Linked DNA regions of Mus musculus: all the other regions are linked to region 1. Evidence: chromatin loops called from intact Hi-C (ENCODE). Cell type or tissue: left cerebral cortex. All regions are shown on one strand.

Region 1 (5,000 bases):
GGCTGCTGTTAAAGATCTAAGGCAGAGAGGGCCCACTATGGGGCATGTGAATGAGCTCTACTGCTAGTGGGCAAGCTCCTACTGGGGTTGAGTGGTCCTGATTGGGTGTCCAAGACTGGACCATGGGCTCAGAACGTAGCCTAGGCACGTGTCCTGGAAAATTCCCTATGGCTGTTCATTTTAGATATCAGGGGGCCCGGGTGACAGGGCTGCGTAGCGCGACTCGCGTGGGCCTCTCCAGGATCTCATATTGCAGTCCCTGAACCAGCTCGTCATTGGTTGTGGTCCGCAGAGCCTTTCCCCAATCTCCCAGGCGAGGCCCAGCGCGTCGCTGAGCATCTGCGTGCGACTCTGAGGGCTCCGTGGGTGGCCCTCCCGGGGCGTCGTCTCCGCATCCCCTGGACACTCCTGAGTTATAATTTAATAGCTGAAACGCGATTCCCGTGAAGTCTCTGGGGTTCGCGGAGGAGGAGGGGGCGAGGAGGTATTTGCTCCGCCTTCTTCGGGCAAAAAAAAAAAAAAAAAAAAAAAAAAAAACGCAGCTCGGGGTGCGCGCACGGCGGCGGGGTGCGTAGGCCTGGAAGGCGTGCATGCGGGCCCTTTAAGGCGGCAGGGGCGGGCTTCCACAAGGCCCCGCCCCTCGCCCCGCCCCTCGCCGCCAGGAGCGGAGCCGCGGGCAGCGCAGGCCGGGCCGCATCCCCGTCCCCGCGCCAGCCGCCCGCGCCCGCCATGCGCGCCCCGCAGCGGCCCGCGCGTCCGGGCCCCGCGTCGTAGCGCGGCGGGCGGAGACCGCAGGCTCTCAGCCCGGACCCGCCGCATCCTCGAGCCCGATCGGCGCCGTAGCCCGGCGCCAGCGCCCGGTGCCGCCGCCGGCGAGGTGAGTCGGGCCGAGTGCGCGGAGGGCGGCGGGGAGCGGGTGGCTTCCGGGCCGGGGCGGCGCACGCGGCGGAGTTGGCGCCCCCGAGGGGACGGGCGGCGCGGCAGGGAGCGCGCGGGGGCGCGGGAACTTCGGGAACTCTCGGGACCTTGCAGGGCGGTGCAGGCCGCGACCCTGGCACCCGGGACCCTGAAGGATGGAACAGGCCAAGACTTAGGGACCTGCGGGGTGGAGCAGGCCGAGAATCGGGGACCTTGCGGGATGGAACAGGCCGAGAACCGGGGACCCTCCAGGCCAGGAACCGGGTACCTCCTGGGTGGCGCAGCCTGAAGACCTGGGGACCATGTAGGGTGGCACAACCTGAGGACTGGTAGCCCTGCAGGGAATCACAGGCCGGGACCAGGGATCCTCTGGGATAAAGTAGCCCCGGACCTGGAGACTCTTTAGGGTGGTAGAAGCCAGGACCCGGGGACCTTCTGAGATGGCACGAGCTAAGACCCGGGAACCCTGCAGGGAGATTCAGGTCAGGACCCGAGAGCTCTGCTTGCAGTTTAGGCCAGGACCCGGCTACCCTGTGGTATGTTTTGAAGGCCAGGCCCCGGGGATCTTGCAGCAGGGTGGCGCAGCCTGAGGATTGACTGATGTACTCTTGTTTTGGAGAGGGCCAGGACTCATGGACCCTCTGTTGTGGCGCAGCCTGAGAACCGGGATTCTCAGGGGTGGGTGGCGCAGCTCTAGGACTTGGGACCCCCTCCCGGCCGCTTCCCCCGGCGACTCTGGGGTGGCACAGGCCAGGATCTGAGACCCTCGGGGGTGGCGCATTCTGGGGACCCAAGGACCCCGTGGGCGGCCGCGCCCCCCCTCCGGTGACGCGGCGCCGCCTCCTGTACCCTCCCCCTGGCCGTGCGGATACTTCGGATGCCACTAGTTTGGGAAGTTGCAGATCCGAGCCTAGCGGGGCAGCCGGGAGCCCCAGCACCCCCAGACGCGCGTGGGAAGCGGCCTCCCCTCCCGACCTTGAGGGAGGAGAGCCGGGCGGGCGTCCAGACAGGCGGTCCCTCGGGCCTCTAGAGCTGGAGGCGCCCAGCAGCGGCGGCTGAATAATCTTTACATTGTAGCTTTATTCGCACAGCTAGGTCCATCCGGCGGCGTGCGCGCGCGCCCTCCCCGAGAGTCTGGTGCAGGCAGCGGGGGCGGATCCGTTCGTTCTCAGCCTCCTCCCTTCCTCTCCTTCTCCTCCCCCCTGTTGGTGAGAACTGGTTTTATTACGATTACGGCTTTTTTTCCTCCCTCTTTGCAGATTTTGTGGAGGGATGTGTGAGAGGGGAGGTAGGAGTGGAAGGCATAGGATCCCTGGGGGGGCCCTGTGGGCAGTGTTAGGGTGGCCTTGGCTTTGCCCTTTTGATTCCAGCGCTGGTCCCTGCGGCTGCTTTGATGAAAGGGGCTCTGAGGCCAGGCGCGTGTAGGGGGTGCATCTCAGGCCACTGCTGGGGACTTCGTGGGTGGCCTCTTTTTCTTTTTTAATTGTAGAGGAGGGGGCAGAATAGTCAAGGAGGCGAGGTGGCTAGAGGCCTAAGCGTTCTGGTTGGTTCTGTAGCTCAGCTCCTGGGTTCGAATCTTGGGTGGCTGACTGATGGGGAGTTGGGGTGGGGGGGCAGATGACTTCACCTGCCTGTGGTTATGGGCTTCTTTTCTGCAGAGTGAGGGTGAAAACAGTTCCCTGGTCTGGGGCGCTTCTGAGAACCAAGTCTGTGCAGAGGGTCCTTGGATAGGTTACTATGACTACTGTTATTTCCGGATTCTCATCCTTGCTCTGTCGTCGTATTGGGGAAACCCACGAGAGTGAGTGTCTGCTCCACCTTTGGGAGCAGGGAGGGTCTGATGGAGGAGGCAGGATGGAGAAGGGCCAGGCCTCAGCCCATTGAGCACAGGCAAACACGGAGTTGGCAGCCAGCTGAGCTGCAGTGAGTGGTGGAGGGGGTGGTGAGGGCATTTCGGGTACTGCCTAGCTTCCCTGCACTCCATGTCCCTGTTCGGAAATTTACCGCTGTTTCTTTGGGGCGCCAGGGGAGCCTGCGGTGTTCGAGTCCAGACGTGGGGGTGGGAGTGAGTGGCCAGACCTAGCCTCTTCCCACGGAGCTATTTACGCTTGCCCAGGAATCGATACTATTGATAAACTCATGTCGGTGGTAATGTGGCTGTCAGGCCCGGGTGAGGGATGGAGACCCCCTCCTGGGGCTGTGCTCCCCCCCCCCCCCATGAGGGTTCATGGCTTAATCCTTTCTTTTCTCCTAGTGAATACTTGGGCTACCTCCCAAAGGTTTTCCAGCTCTGCAAACAGGAACCGAGCTGCAATACAGCTGGATCTAGAATTGTTCTGGGCCAGCAGGTGCTTGCCACTCTACAGCCCCCCCTCTCCACAGGGACCCGGGATTCCTGGCTGGAAATGTTTCTGGCTGGGTCCCACCCCAAACTGGTGTTGGGGAACGACCCCTGTGTTAACCGCTGAAGATGGGGGTGGCACCTCCTCACCACCCAGTTAAAAGGGGAGATTGATCCAGTGGGAGATTCACACAGGCTGATCACCAGGGGCTGGCTCGATTTTTTTTTTCTTTTTCCTCTTGTCTGAGGTTCCCCCCCCCCCCCCCCCCCGTCTGTCTGTCTGTCTCTCTCTCTCTGTTCTGTATCCGTTCATGTCTCCGATACCATATAGCAGCCTCCCTAGGTGATACCTCAGGGACAGTTTCCTGCAAGGGTGGCAGCTTTCTGGAGCTAGTGATTCCCACTTAAGGTGCCCAGGGGATGGATGAGTGTGTGTGTGTGTGTGTGTGTGTGGTAGGCAGGCAGGCAGGCAGGCAGTTAGCTGTCTGGGGAAGGCAGAGCTACACAAAGCCAAGTGGAGTGGGTGGCTTAGAAGACCCACCTCTTTAGGGAGGAAGAGAAGCTTGGGAAGGGTCAGGTGAGCATCCTTAGGGGAGGCTGATGGATGGGAAATCCACTTTATGGCACGCCAGGTGAATCCTGTTCTCGGAGTTGGCGGATCTGCATCTGCACTGCAGTAGCAAAACGGTGACATCCAGGAAAAACAAAAAACAAAAAAACCCAAAAAAATGCTGACTATGTGCTATCATTCAGAAAGCACTTACTGTGTGTGTGCCGACCTCAGAAAGCATTCAACTGTGTGTGTGTGTGTGCCAGCATTCAGAAAGTGCCTTTGTCTGTGCACCGAGCATCTACTGGTCTGTTCTGAGGTGGGCTATGGGGAAGTGACTGTCCTATTTTATAGAAGGTGTCACAGGGGCCCTGGGAGGTTTTGGTGACTGGCCTTGGAAGCTGGGGCAAACGCCTGGGTTGTTTCGCGGATCACACAGCACGACAGCCTTGGCTGCAAGGAAGGGATCAGGAACTGACCTTCCTCTTGGGGTTGGCACCTGCCCATCTTTGCAGGGCTGTGGGGGAGGGCAGCTCAGAGACTGGGAACTTGTTCTCCCAGGGTTTGGAGAGGGGGTGGTGCCAGCGGCAGGCTGGCATTTCTTTGAAGTCTCATTTTATCTCAAAACACTCATGCAAATTTTTGGCATCTGCCTTGGCGACAGTGCTGTGTTTATTTTGAAATGAAAACAGGGGTTTGAATTATTTAGCATGGTGTCTAACAGGGCATAACGCTGGAAGCGGGGAGCCCTGAAGCCTGGAGTGCCCTGCTCCTGTCTCCCCGGGGAATCTGGCTGGGGACACATAAGCCTGTGGTTGGAGAGGCCCTTGCTCCTGAGAGCCACACAGGTCAGAGGGGCAGTTGGCCCAAGGTCACAGCAGGACAGTGTGCCCGTGGTGGCAGTGAGTGGAAGAGAGATTTCTCCTAGTGACACCTCTGTGTTAGAGCAGAGTGCAGCCACTGCACATTGCCTTGCTCATGGACCCTTAGCTGGTCATAACCTTTTGGTTCATAGATACCACAAGAATTCGTGGAAGCACAGCAGGGGACCGAGTGCCTGATCCACTCTGTCTGACCTGGTGGTTGATTTAGCATCAAAGACTAAGGTTTTCTGGGTCACAAGCAGTGTGCCCAGGCTGGTAACCTCTAAATAGGGACTTGTGGGCCTCACCTGTCAAGTTGGAACCCTGC
Region 2 (5,000 bases), 120 kb after region 1:
CTGTGCCAGTTGGCCCGCCCAGCCGAACCTGGGCCTGTGCCCGGCCCCCGCCCGCCCCCGCCCGCCGCGTCTGGAGGTCACATTCAGTCCTGACGCGGCTCGTTGGGTCAGGCAGCAAGAAGAGCCGCGCGGAGCCCTGGGTCCCACAGCCCAGCCGTTTAGGGACACGGCTGCCTGGCCCTGTCTTGCCCGGGGCTTTTGGATTTCTTGTGGCTTGGTGGGTCTGGGGGCTCCGGGACAGCACCCTCACCAAGTGTCCTCTCTGAGACACTGGTGCCTGGAAGATCTGCGGACGCCGCGTGCGCACTGGTGACGCCTGGCACAGAGAAACCCAGCACACAGAACTGACAACTTCCCGCTGCTGCCGTAGCCCTCGCTCCCTTCCCAAGCAGGAAGGGCACTGCTCTGTTCTTTGGGGCAGCTGGTAGCTGCAGCCGGAGGAGTCCTGGGGCCATCCCCAGTGCCTGCTTTTGCCCTCTCGGCTCCTGAGGATGTGAACAGAGGTAGAACCGGGGGATACCAGCAAGAAGCCCTAAGGAGCCTTGCGGCCACAGCCTCCTAATCACCGCTCCGCTCCCTGGAGCATCCTTCCAGCCGGATGTTTCCGGAAAACTTGGCCGAGGGGGAGACGCAGATGAGAGGATGTGAGTGGTCCCCAGCTGGCGGGGCAAGAGGGTGGGGTTGGCTGGTGACGGGGACTTCTATGGGGCTACAGGAAATTTCAGCTGCACATGTGGTGGTGGTGGGGTCTTGGAATTTTGGACCCGTGGCCTGGCGCTCCTTCTTGCCTTTCTAGGGTGCAGCCAAGATCCCCTGGAAGGAGGCTGTACTTAGTCTTAGCTCCAAGCGTGCCTGGGGCATTCTCAGCGGGGCTTCCCCGGGGTGGACAGAGCAGCTGGGCTGTCTCTACGACACGGGATATGAAGTGCTCCTGTGCACAGCACCCTAATGTAAGGTTCCTAGAACAAGAGTAGAGGAAGCTCCTGTCTCCCCAGGGCTGTGTGGCACACTCTGGGAAGGGCCTCCCCAACAGCTCTGCCCAGTGCTCTTCCCTGACCACACGTGTTCGGGAACAGCTGAGCGTCATCCCCCCCACCCTGACAGTTTCTAGCTTTTATAGGCTGAGTTAGTTGGGAGACCCAGCTGTTCTGACTCCCTATTGACCTAACTGAATTTGGAAATGTCTGTTCCCCGGGGTCGGGCCACCCTCCCCTCCCAAGTCTTCATTGCACCCCACCCCCAACAGCTCCAAATGGAGACCTGCCCTGGGGTTCCGGGCCTGCGATCCCTCGGCCTGACGTGTTTGTTGGGCCCTCTTGGACGGCACTCGGGTAATATAAATAAACGCAGCCCCAGCCGCCAGGTTCTGGAAGTGGCAGCTGCTGCTGGCGCGGGTGGAGGGAAAGGTCAGGGGCTGAGTTACACTTGATCCTGAGCCCTGGCCCTCCCTGCCTCCTGTCCTTGAGGAGCCCTGAGAAGCTGCTCTGGAGCCACGTGGCTCTTGTGGTCACTGTAGGCCAGCAGGTGGCCTGGCTATCCCGCACCTCCCCCAAACCATGGCGCGTCCCCCTCCCCCCCAATGCTGCTACTATGGGAAGCTGAGGCTTCAGACCCACTCCTGAGCTGGGTGAGGTGGGTGAGAAACCTTCAAGAATTCCAGTCTTGACCAGGGTGTGGGGGAGGGGCAAGACTGACTCAAAGCCATGTAGACCTAGGGGGTCACTTGCTGGTGTGTTGGGGGTTTTATTGTTTCCTTTGTTTGTAGTGAGCCACCAACTGGGGTTTGAATGAGGGGGTGGTGAGAAGGGGGTGGGCCCCCTCCCCTGCCCTCCCCGCCCCCTGCAATTCGTAGTTACAGCCTCTTGTTCTGCTTTGACTTGTGTTGAAGAACATGATTTGAAGCCTGGTGGTAGGAAATGGGACTTAGCCTTGTCACAAGTGGCTTTGAAGCTCCGCCGAAGCGCCGGCCTCCTAACCTCCATCCCCAGGGGCAGGTTTCTGGCACTGCCATGGGAAAATGGCCAGCTTTGCCTTCAAGGGAGCTGGGGCTCATTGAAGGTTGCTGAGGGTGCACAGCCTTCTAGTATAGCCCAAGGTTTGTAGCCTCAGAGCTTGTGAGCCATGAGGTCTGTGGCCTTGGGGAGGGGTTGAGGGGGGCCTCCGCAGATCTGAAGATTGTCCCACCATGTGGTCTCAAGCTGTGACTTGAGACAGATCCACCCGTGACTGCTAAGTGCCAGGTGGGCCCTGAGTCTGGTGTGGCTCTTGAGGTGTGGGGGGGCCCCAAGCTCACCCTGCTCCCCTCCCCAGCTCGGCCTTGCTCTGACCTGAGCTCTTCCAGGGCTCGTTCCCCTTCACCTATGGTGAGACCGGAAAGCGGGCTTGTTCTCCTGAGGCCTCACTGCAGCTGTGCAGTGTCAGAGCTGGGTCACCACAGCTCCCGCCCAACTGGGGAGGGAAGGATGGGGGGAGGCTGTCTTCTGCCCCCTAGAATCTTAACTGTGGCCTCGCTTGGGGCCATGCCTGTTACTGTTTGTTTCCTGGTCCCTCCCTGGCTGTGCCCCCTTGGCTTTGGACGGTAGTGAACCCTCATCTGCCCTCCACCTGTAGGCCTCCTGGAACATGGGAGGAACTGGTCAGCCATTGCCCGTATGGTGGGCTCCAAGACCGTGTCCCAGTGTAAGAACTTCTACTTCAACTACAAGAAGAGGCAGAACCTGGACGAAATCCTTCAGCAGCACAAGCTAAAGATGGTAAGTCTGGCCAGAACTCGGTGGCCACGTCCACTGGGAACTGGGGCCAGCCAGGCCTCCCACAGCCTCGCTCATGTGGCCCCTGGCTGCCTGGCATCTGCATGGGGAGGGATGGGTGGGCTGGGCCCTGACTCAGCCAGGAATCGGACCTGGAGGTCCTAAGTGAGCAGCTTCGCTTCTGCTTGGCTGCCCTTTTGAACAGTCGGGCTACAGGGACAGGGAATGAGGGTCCCAGAAGACAGAGGCTGGAGGAAGACTTGGGGCCCACACTGACAGCTGTATCTCTAAGCAGGGCCTTTTTTACATCCATGGCCAGGAGGGCCACTGGAGCCACTGCACTGCCTTCCCATGATCCTCCCCAACCCCATCTTAACGTCATCAGCCTGTTAGGGCTGGGGAAACTGAGGACCAGGGAAGCTCTTCAGCCACCTAAGTGGGTGTATGAACTCAGAGCCGAGTAGCTCTACCACCTCTCCAATCTCCCGCCGTGGTCTGAGTGAGGCTTGTGAAGGACACCTTGAGGCCCATCGTTCCCTGGCTTTAAAGTTGTGTGGGTTCCTGTGCAGTGAAAGATGTATTGCTCTTTCCTGAGCCTCGAGGCCCAGTGCAGGGTACACAGCAGCACAGGGTGCGGTAGAGCATGGTCCAGCAGCCAGAGACACAGCATTGCTCCATTAGGGCTCCTCTCAAGACCCATGTGGAATCCAGGGACACCCTTGTTGGCCCACCCTCCTGCCCCAGCTATTTCTTACGGCTCGTGTCCCCCGAACATATGACTGCCCAACTCTCCATGTCTCCAGGGAACTGCTCCCTCTGCTCTCAATGACCCCCGGTGGGACAGTGGACCCAAGGACATAGTCATCTAAAAGGGGCCAGGTCTGAGCTTGTGGTCTGAGCACCATGTGACCTGACCAGCTTCTCCCTACTGAGCCACTTCTTTAGCTAGAAAGTAGGTGGAGGGGACAGTGACACGGACAGGAAGGAGGTGCCCGTGAATGGGAGGCCCTCTGTGGGGCTTCCTGCCTGCTTGCTCTTTGTGATACCCCTGTCACTGATGTCATAGCTACCCATCCCATGTCCTCTAGGTACCTGAAGCCCTTGCGATCACTATGCAGCAATTACCAAGGGGCTGTCTGCTGATAGGTGTAGGGGTGTGTGTGTGTGTGTGTTTGTCTAGGCTGTGCCACTTACAGGCTGTGTGGCTTTTTAGCTAAGAGTCTTATCTGCTCTGTGCCTCAGTTTCTCTGCCTGTGAAATGGGAAGGATAACAGCTCCTCCCAAGTGACAGGGCAGTACTTGAAAAGGGGACACTAGGCAATTCGCCAGCTCCCCACCAGCTAAAGCCAGATGGCAGAGGGCTCAGGGTCTTTGTGGTGTGGTATGTCTATCCCAGGTGATAGATGGATGCAAGCCTGCGTGCATGGAGTCCCTCCAAAGGACATAGGGCTCTGCCCGGTGGGAGTGTGCTCTGGCCCTGTAGCTTGTGCTCAGAGCGCACAGCCTGGCCTCTGGGCCTCAGTTCCCACCTGCTTCAGGAGTGTATGAGGAGCAGGTACCTTCCACTGAGGAAAGTCCAGTGTCTGGCCCAGGTCACAGAGTAGGACAGAGTTTGTGTATAGTGGGCAAAGGCGTGGTTGGAGTGTCTGGAGGAGCTTACTACTTAGTGGGATGTGGGAATCATGGTGAGCTATTGAGCTGAGGTGACTCTGGTCTGAATGGGATGGAGGCAGGCTGCCCAGGAAAGGGGACCCCTGCCCCGTTCTTAGCTTTGTCATTCAGGTGGCTGCCCTGGCGGAGGCCTGTAGAGGAGGTGGGCTGATTCTCTCCCCAGGCAACCTCAAGAGCTGGCTGGCTGGTCCTGAGGATCATGATAAGAGCAGTGAGCAGAGGCGGAGGCCCCTGAAGTACAGAGCGAGTACCGTGTTGTATGAGTGTATGAGCTGGCCTGTGGCAGCCCCTGACCTGGGCTGTCTGTTCTCACCCACTCGGCATCAGGCTGCCACTGTAAAGAGGGTAGGCCAAGCTGCACTAAGGATGCTTGAGCCCGGAGGATCAGGAGTTCAGGGCCAGCCTAGGCTACAGGACCGTGTCTCAAAAAGAAAATGACAAGAACTAAGAGGTTCACTTCTGTTCTCTGAGTCCTGAAGCAGTGGCTAGGGCCTTTGGCTGCTGGCCCGGCCCCGTCTGAAAGCAGGAAGGCATGCCACCCTCAGCCACCCAGAGAACAGGGGAGGCAGGAGGTCAGTG
Region 3 (5,000 bases), 110 kb after region 1:
AGGTGGGAGACACAGCCAAGTGGCTTGAATACAATGCCCCAGCACAGGGCAGCTGTGAAGTACAGGCTAATTCCTCCCGTACCGCCTTCTGTCTCCTTGAGTTCTGACCCTCACTTTCCATGGCCCACCTTGAGACAGTGTTGAACTGACAGGAAACTCCTTCAGTGTCAGGTTCAGGGGGCTCTGTCTGCCAGAATGAGGCTTCGCCCCTGGGCTGTATGGAGTGTTAGAATCTGAAGGGAAGGGCACAGTCTCGCTGACAGACATCTGGTACCCAGCCGAGGAGCCAGCAACCATGCATGGCTGCCCTGACCCCTCCCCTTACAGAACACAGGATTCTTAGGAGCTGGAGAGAAGTGGCCCTGAGGATCCCGAGTGCACAACAGTGTTGCCTTAAGAGGCTACAGTGGCTGGACAAGTCAGGTTCTTGCTCTGTCTCTGTGTACCAGTATGCCATGGTGTCCGTCCTTCCCCAGTGTAGCCTAGTCCTATAAAAGACAAGGCCCTAGAGCCATTGTGCATCAATGGTTTTCTGCCAGGAAGGAACAATGGAAGGAAAGAGTTTCCCTACACACACACACACACACACACACACACACACACACACACACACACAAAGGCTTTCTGCAGATATTACTCTTACTCCACTGGGCTCAGGGGAGATGGCAGGACTCGAACCCCTACACCCGAGTGTGGTGCTTTTCTGGCTTCATTCTACCTCCAACCTCTCCCACCTGGCTGGCTCCCCAGTTGCCCTGGCCTCTGCGTTCACCGTCCCTCCCTTCCCCAGCTTCACCTGTCTCCTGTTTTCCCTCCTGCCTCTGCTCCCCGGGCTGTAGCAGCAGCAGCAGCAGCAACAACAGCAGCAGCAGCAGCAGATGGCACGGAGCAGCCAGGAGGAGAAGGAGGAGAAGGAGAAGGAGAAGGAGGCCGACAAGGAGGAAGAGAAGCAGGATGCGGAGAACGAGAAGGAAGAACTCAGCAAGTAAGGCCTGGCAGCTGCGCGGTGCACACCTGGGCCCCTGGGGAACAGAGCCTGGCGCCAGTTTGGAGCCCCAGTCAGTTCTCCCAGGCCTTTCCTCCCGGAAGCCTCAGCCCCCACTCTGTCCATCCCCCACCCTCTCTGCACACCCCCGCTTCTCCCACCCCCCCCAAGAGACCTAGGAGACTGATTGCTCATTTGAGCCCTGCTCCGGGACTCATAAATCCAGACAGCCACTTTGGCACTCAGCCTTGCCTCCCCTCCAAGGCCCCTGAGGTCCACGAGGGAGAGAGGGCTGAAGGGCCTCGGGAGGGCAACATGGACGCAAGCATCTGGCAGCCCCCGCCTTCATCCTCACCCCCATCAGCACCCGCCAACCCCCCTAGCCAGCGGGAGAAGGTGGAGGGGCCGCAGGTGCTGTGCTGGGCCTGTGCACATCAGAGCCTCCTCCTTCCCTGTCTCCACGGCTCCAGCCGGCATCTTTCAGGAAGATGAATGAGTGACAGAGGCGATAAATCTACCCCAGTTGCTTCTGAGGAGCCAGGTCCCCAGGTCATGTGCACCCCCACTGCTGGGCTGGGCTGCAATTCCCCACGCCTGCAGTCCTATATACCCTGAGCAAATTGCTCTGTAGGGGTGCAGAATTAAGTCCCCGTGGCTAGTACAGGGGGCCACAGAGTCCCGAAGGCCTCTAGCTGGGCTCCCTGTTTGTATGGTGATGGTGTCAGCATCTCTTGAGGCCCCGCTGGTGACAGGTGGAGTCAGATGACTTCACATCTGCCCTTCCCACCCACCCCTGGATGAGCTCCCGCCACCTTTCAGGGTTAAGGTACTGCGGCAGGGGCCTGCCCGCCCATAGCACCCTTTTAGCCAGCTGCAGCTCTTTCCTCTCTGCAGCTGTGATGGAGCAACCCAAAGGTCTCCCCAGTGGTCTTGGGGTGTCCATCCCCAGCTGATCCATCCCGGTGTCCCTTTCGTGACCTCAGGGAGAAGACAGACGACACTTCTGGCGAGGACAACGATGAGAAAGAGGCCGTGGCCTCCAAAGGCCGCAAAACTGCCAACAGCCAAGGCCGCCGCAAAGGCCGTATCACGCGCTCCATGGCCAACGAGGCCAACCATGAGGAGACAGCCACCCCACAGCAAAGTTCAGAGCTGGGTGAGCAGGCTGGGGACTGGGGGGGGGGGGGGCTGGAATGTAGGGAGATTGTTTCTTGCTAGGATTCCGTGAAGTTGGAGTAAACTGCCCCTAGCTGAGGACCTGGGTCTCTGTCTGTGGGGTTTAGATAAAGTATTTGGCTAACTGCGCTTATTGTGACCCGGAGCGTTCTCCCTTTTGCCTCGGTATCTTCACATGCACAGAGAGAAATTATACACCTAACAAGAATATAAAGAGAACCTGGGTGCAGGCCGAGCTTAGGACTGGGAAGAGGCTGTGAACCCACCTTTCCCCAACCCAGCCCCATTTGTTGTTTTAAATCAGAAGATTGGGCCGTGTGGACATTTGGGGTGGTGATGAACTGGGTTAAGTCATCTAGTAGAAGGATAGTTCTGAGATGGTCTCTTCACCTTTGTGGGTTTTGGTTTCCCTTGCCTTCTCTGGGTAAAAAAGTAAGCCAGTAGGGTGAGCTGAGCTGCAGTTCCAAGGGCAGCCACCAGGGGCAGCAGTGCACACTCATCCTGTGCAGTGAGTGGGTCATCTTGGCTGCTTGGGTCTCTTCCCAGGTTCTATTTCTCTAGTGGATCTGAGGTAGACTTTCACTCTTCTTGGAACTGGCTTGGGCTTTATGTATGAGCTGCTGGGGGCAGTGTAGCTTACCTCAAGTTATGATATAATTGGGATTTGAACTCAGCTCCGCTGACCACAAATCCTGTGTGGGTTTTGTGGGTGTGTGTCAGCTGGCACTTGATGGCAGAGTGCCAGCAGGCCTGTGAGGCAGACCTCATGTGTAAGACAGTCCCATGGCTTGTACTAGGCTGAAGGACAGAAAATACACCCTGGCCTCTCTCAGTGTTCCAGAATCTTCTACCTGTGGCTTGCAAAGCCTCCCACGAAGGTGTCCGTGGAAGGACAGGGGACTCTGAGATCCAGGAGACAGCCGGGGCTTGGCAGCAGGAAGGGACACAGGCCACACCATGCCTGTCACAGTTCTCGGCACACCCCTGTCAGGGACTCACAGCTGGGCTACAGGCAGCAGGTCACCTAAGGAGCGGTCAGAGTGTGGTGTGTCATCCAGACAAGGCTGCCTCTGCCCACCCTGTGCCTGGCTGCGTCCCTTCTGAAGGGCCTTGTTGTCCTCGGGTGAGCTAGGGAGACTGTAATAGTCACCAGCACCAAAGGAGGCCTAGCCATGGTGACGTCACTCACAAGCCGAGAGCAAATGCTGAGGAGCCATTTTTTGAGGGTCATGGTAGGAGACGGGCTGTGAGCGTTTAGAGCAGAGGTTCTCAACCTTCCTAAGGCCTCAACCCTTTAATACAGTTCCTCTTGTTGTGGTGAAAACCCCCCAACCATAAAGTTAGTTTGTTGATACCACATAACTAATTTTGCTATTGTTATCAACTGTAATACAAATATCTGATATGTTGCCCCTGTGGGGGTCACACACAACCCACGGGTTGAAAACCACTGATCTAGAGGGTTGCCTCCAAGGAGGTGTGAAATGGCCCGCTCTGCACAATGGAGTCCCTGCCCATGATTCTTCCTTTACATTTGTGACCGTGTCCCTAGGTGGGCTTACCCCTTCCTGGCAAAGTGCAAGTAGAAACAGGCCATGACCCAGACCCTGGCCACCTGTTTCCTTGTCTGCGAATGGAGATACCAGATCCTCTCAGCATAGTGCGCTGTGGTGCTGTCTGTGTGTGTGTGTGTGTGTGTGTGTGTGTTGGTGGTGGGGGGGGCTTCTGTACACAGCTACTGGCCCCTGGGCATGGGGCATCAGGCACTGTGGTAAGGGGGGGCTGGCCAGCTCAGAGCAGACTGTAGGGGAAGCACTCTATGGAACGCCTACCAATGCCTGTCTTCTTTGCAGCTTCCATGGAGATGAACGAGAGTTCTCGCTGGACTGAGGAAGAGATGGAGACAGCAAAGAAAGGTAAAGCGACGTGATAGTGTGCGCCGTGTTTGTTTGTCCCCGGCACTGGGATGCCTGGCTCGCAAAGCTGCTGGTGCATCTGGCCAGGAGCAGGGGCTCTTCAGAGCCTCAGTTGAACCTGCCAGAGAACAAGTCTCTGCCTCGAGTGCTGGCCTGTACCTGAATTTAGAATGGCTTAGGAGCCTGTGGTTTGAGTGTGCGAGGAACTACCTCAACTGGTCCCTGAGGACAGTGGCCAAGGTGCTTGGTGGACAGTCCCCTGGCCATCGAGGCTGGCCACAGGGTCAGTGGCACAGGAGGGAGGGCTTCCTGTCTTCACACCTGCGTGTGGCTCTTACATGGGGTCTCCAAGGTCCCCACGCTGGTGCAGGCTTGTGCTCTGCAAACATTTGGAATTGGTGCCTAGCTTTTGGTGGTGGTGTGTTCCACAGTAGACCAGACAGCAGCCATAATAGTTGTCTACATCACAAGGCCAAGACTATAGATTTTCAAAATCAGGGAGTCGTTAGCTGTGACATGTGACTGGGCTAAGCCATTCACACCCTGAGGATGACATCTCACTGCCAACAACCTGCTGGCTAGACAGGACCCCTTCCCCAGCATCTCTCTGAGCCTTGACCTTTGAGGGGACGCCTCCTGGGGCCCTGGTAACATTAGCATGACCTGCCTCGAAACCACACTCATTATGCCTGAGGCCTTCACTCTCCAGCTTGGTGACCTATCTCTGAGCCTCAGTTTACCCATCTCTAAGATAGGAGTGCCAGAATGGCTACAAGGAGTTGAAGCCACCTTAGGATGAGTGGCTTTCACTGAGGGTCCCAGAGCTAGCGATTGTGAATGTCTGGCCCTACCTCTCCCATGTCTCTGAGAGAAACAAAGCCACCTGCTCACTTGAATGTGGCATTGCAGTGGGCTCCTGCCTT

Evidence for each region. Hi-C counts contacts between places; a loop is a spot of excess contacts. Peaks named below come from ENCODE experiments on the same cell type or tissue, not always from the same donor. Only the 100,000 strongest peaks of a DNase experiment are listed, where the experiment ranks them.
Region 2: a loop joins it to region 1, with 3 times the contacts of the local background. A loop is called at or near these places in 4 of 42 quality-filtered maps.
Region 3: a loop joins it to region 1, with 2.5 times the contacts of the local background. A loop is called at or near these places in 5 of 42 quality-filtered maps.

What each region holds. Positions count from the first base shown.
Region 1 is chr5:125,174,874-125,179,873 of GRCm38, reverse strand. Ncor2 (nuclear receptor co-repressor 2) reads left to right here and starts at 660. Exons shown (of 47, transcript NM_011424.3): 1 at 660-877. In left cerebral cortex, CTCF peaks have their summits at 1,023, 1,230, 2,135 and 2,841; DNase peaks (open chromatin) are centred at 2,828, 3,355, 3,797, 4,376 and 5 more places; H3K4me3 peaks cover 4,371 bases; H3K27ac peaks cover 4,528 bases.
Region 2 is chr5:125,053,486-125,058,485 of GRCm38, reverse strand. It overlaps Ncor2 (nuclear receptor co-repressor 2), which reads left to right. Exons shown (of 47, transcript NM_011424.3): 18 at 2,611-2,753. Among named protein-coding and RNA genes, the nearest start is that of Rflna, 53 kb to the right of the region's middle. In left cerebral cortex, a CTCF peak has its summit at 1,912; DNase peaks (open chromatin) are centred at 278 and 847; H3K4me3 peaks cover 2,698 bases; H3K27ac peaks cover 3,374 bases.
Region 3 is chr5:125,064,917-125,069,916 of GRCm38, reverse strand. It overlaps Ncor2 (nuclear receptor co-repressor 2), which reads left to right. Exons shown (of 47, transcript NM_011424.3): 15 at 840-985; 16 at 1,969-2,141; 17 at 4,015-4,077. Among named protein-coding and RNA genes, the nearest start is that of Rflna, 64 kb to the right of the region's middle. In left cerebral cortex, a CTCF peak has its summit at 2,626; DNase peaks (open chromatin) are centred at 908 and 2,640.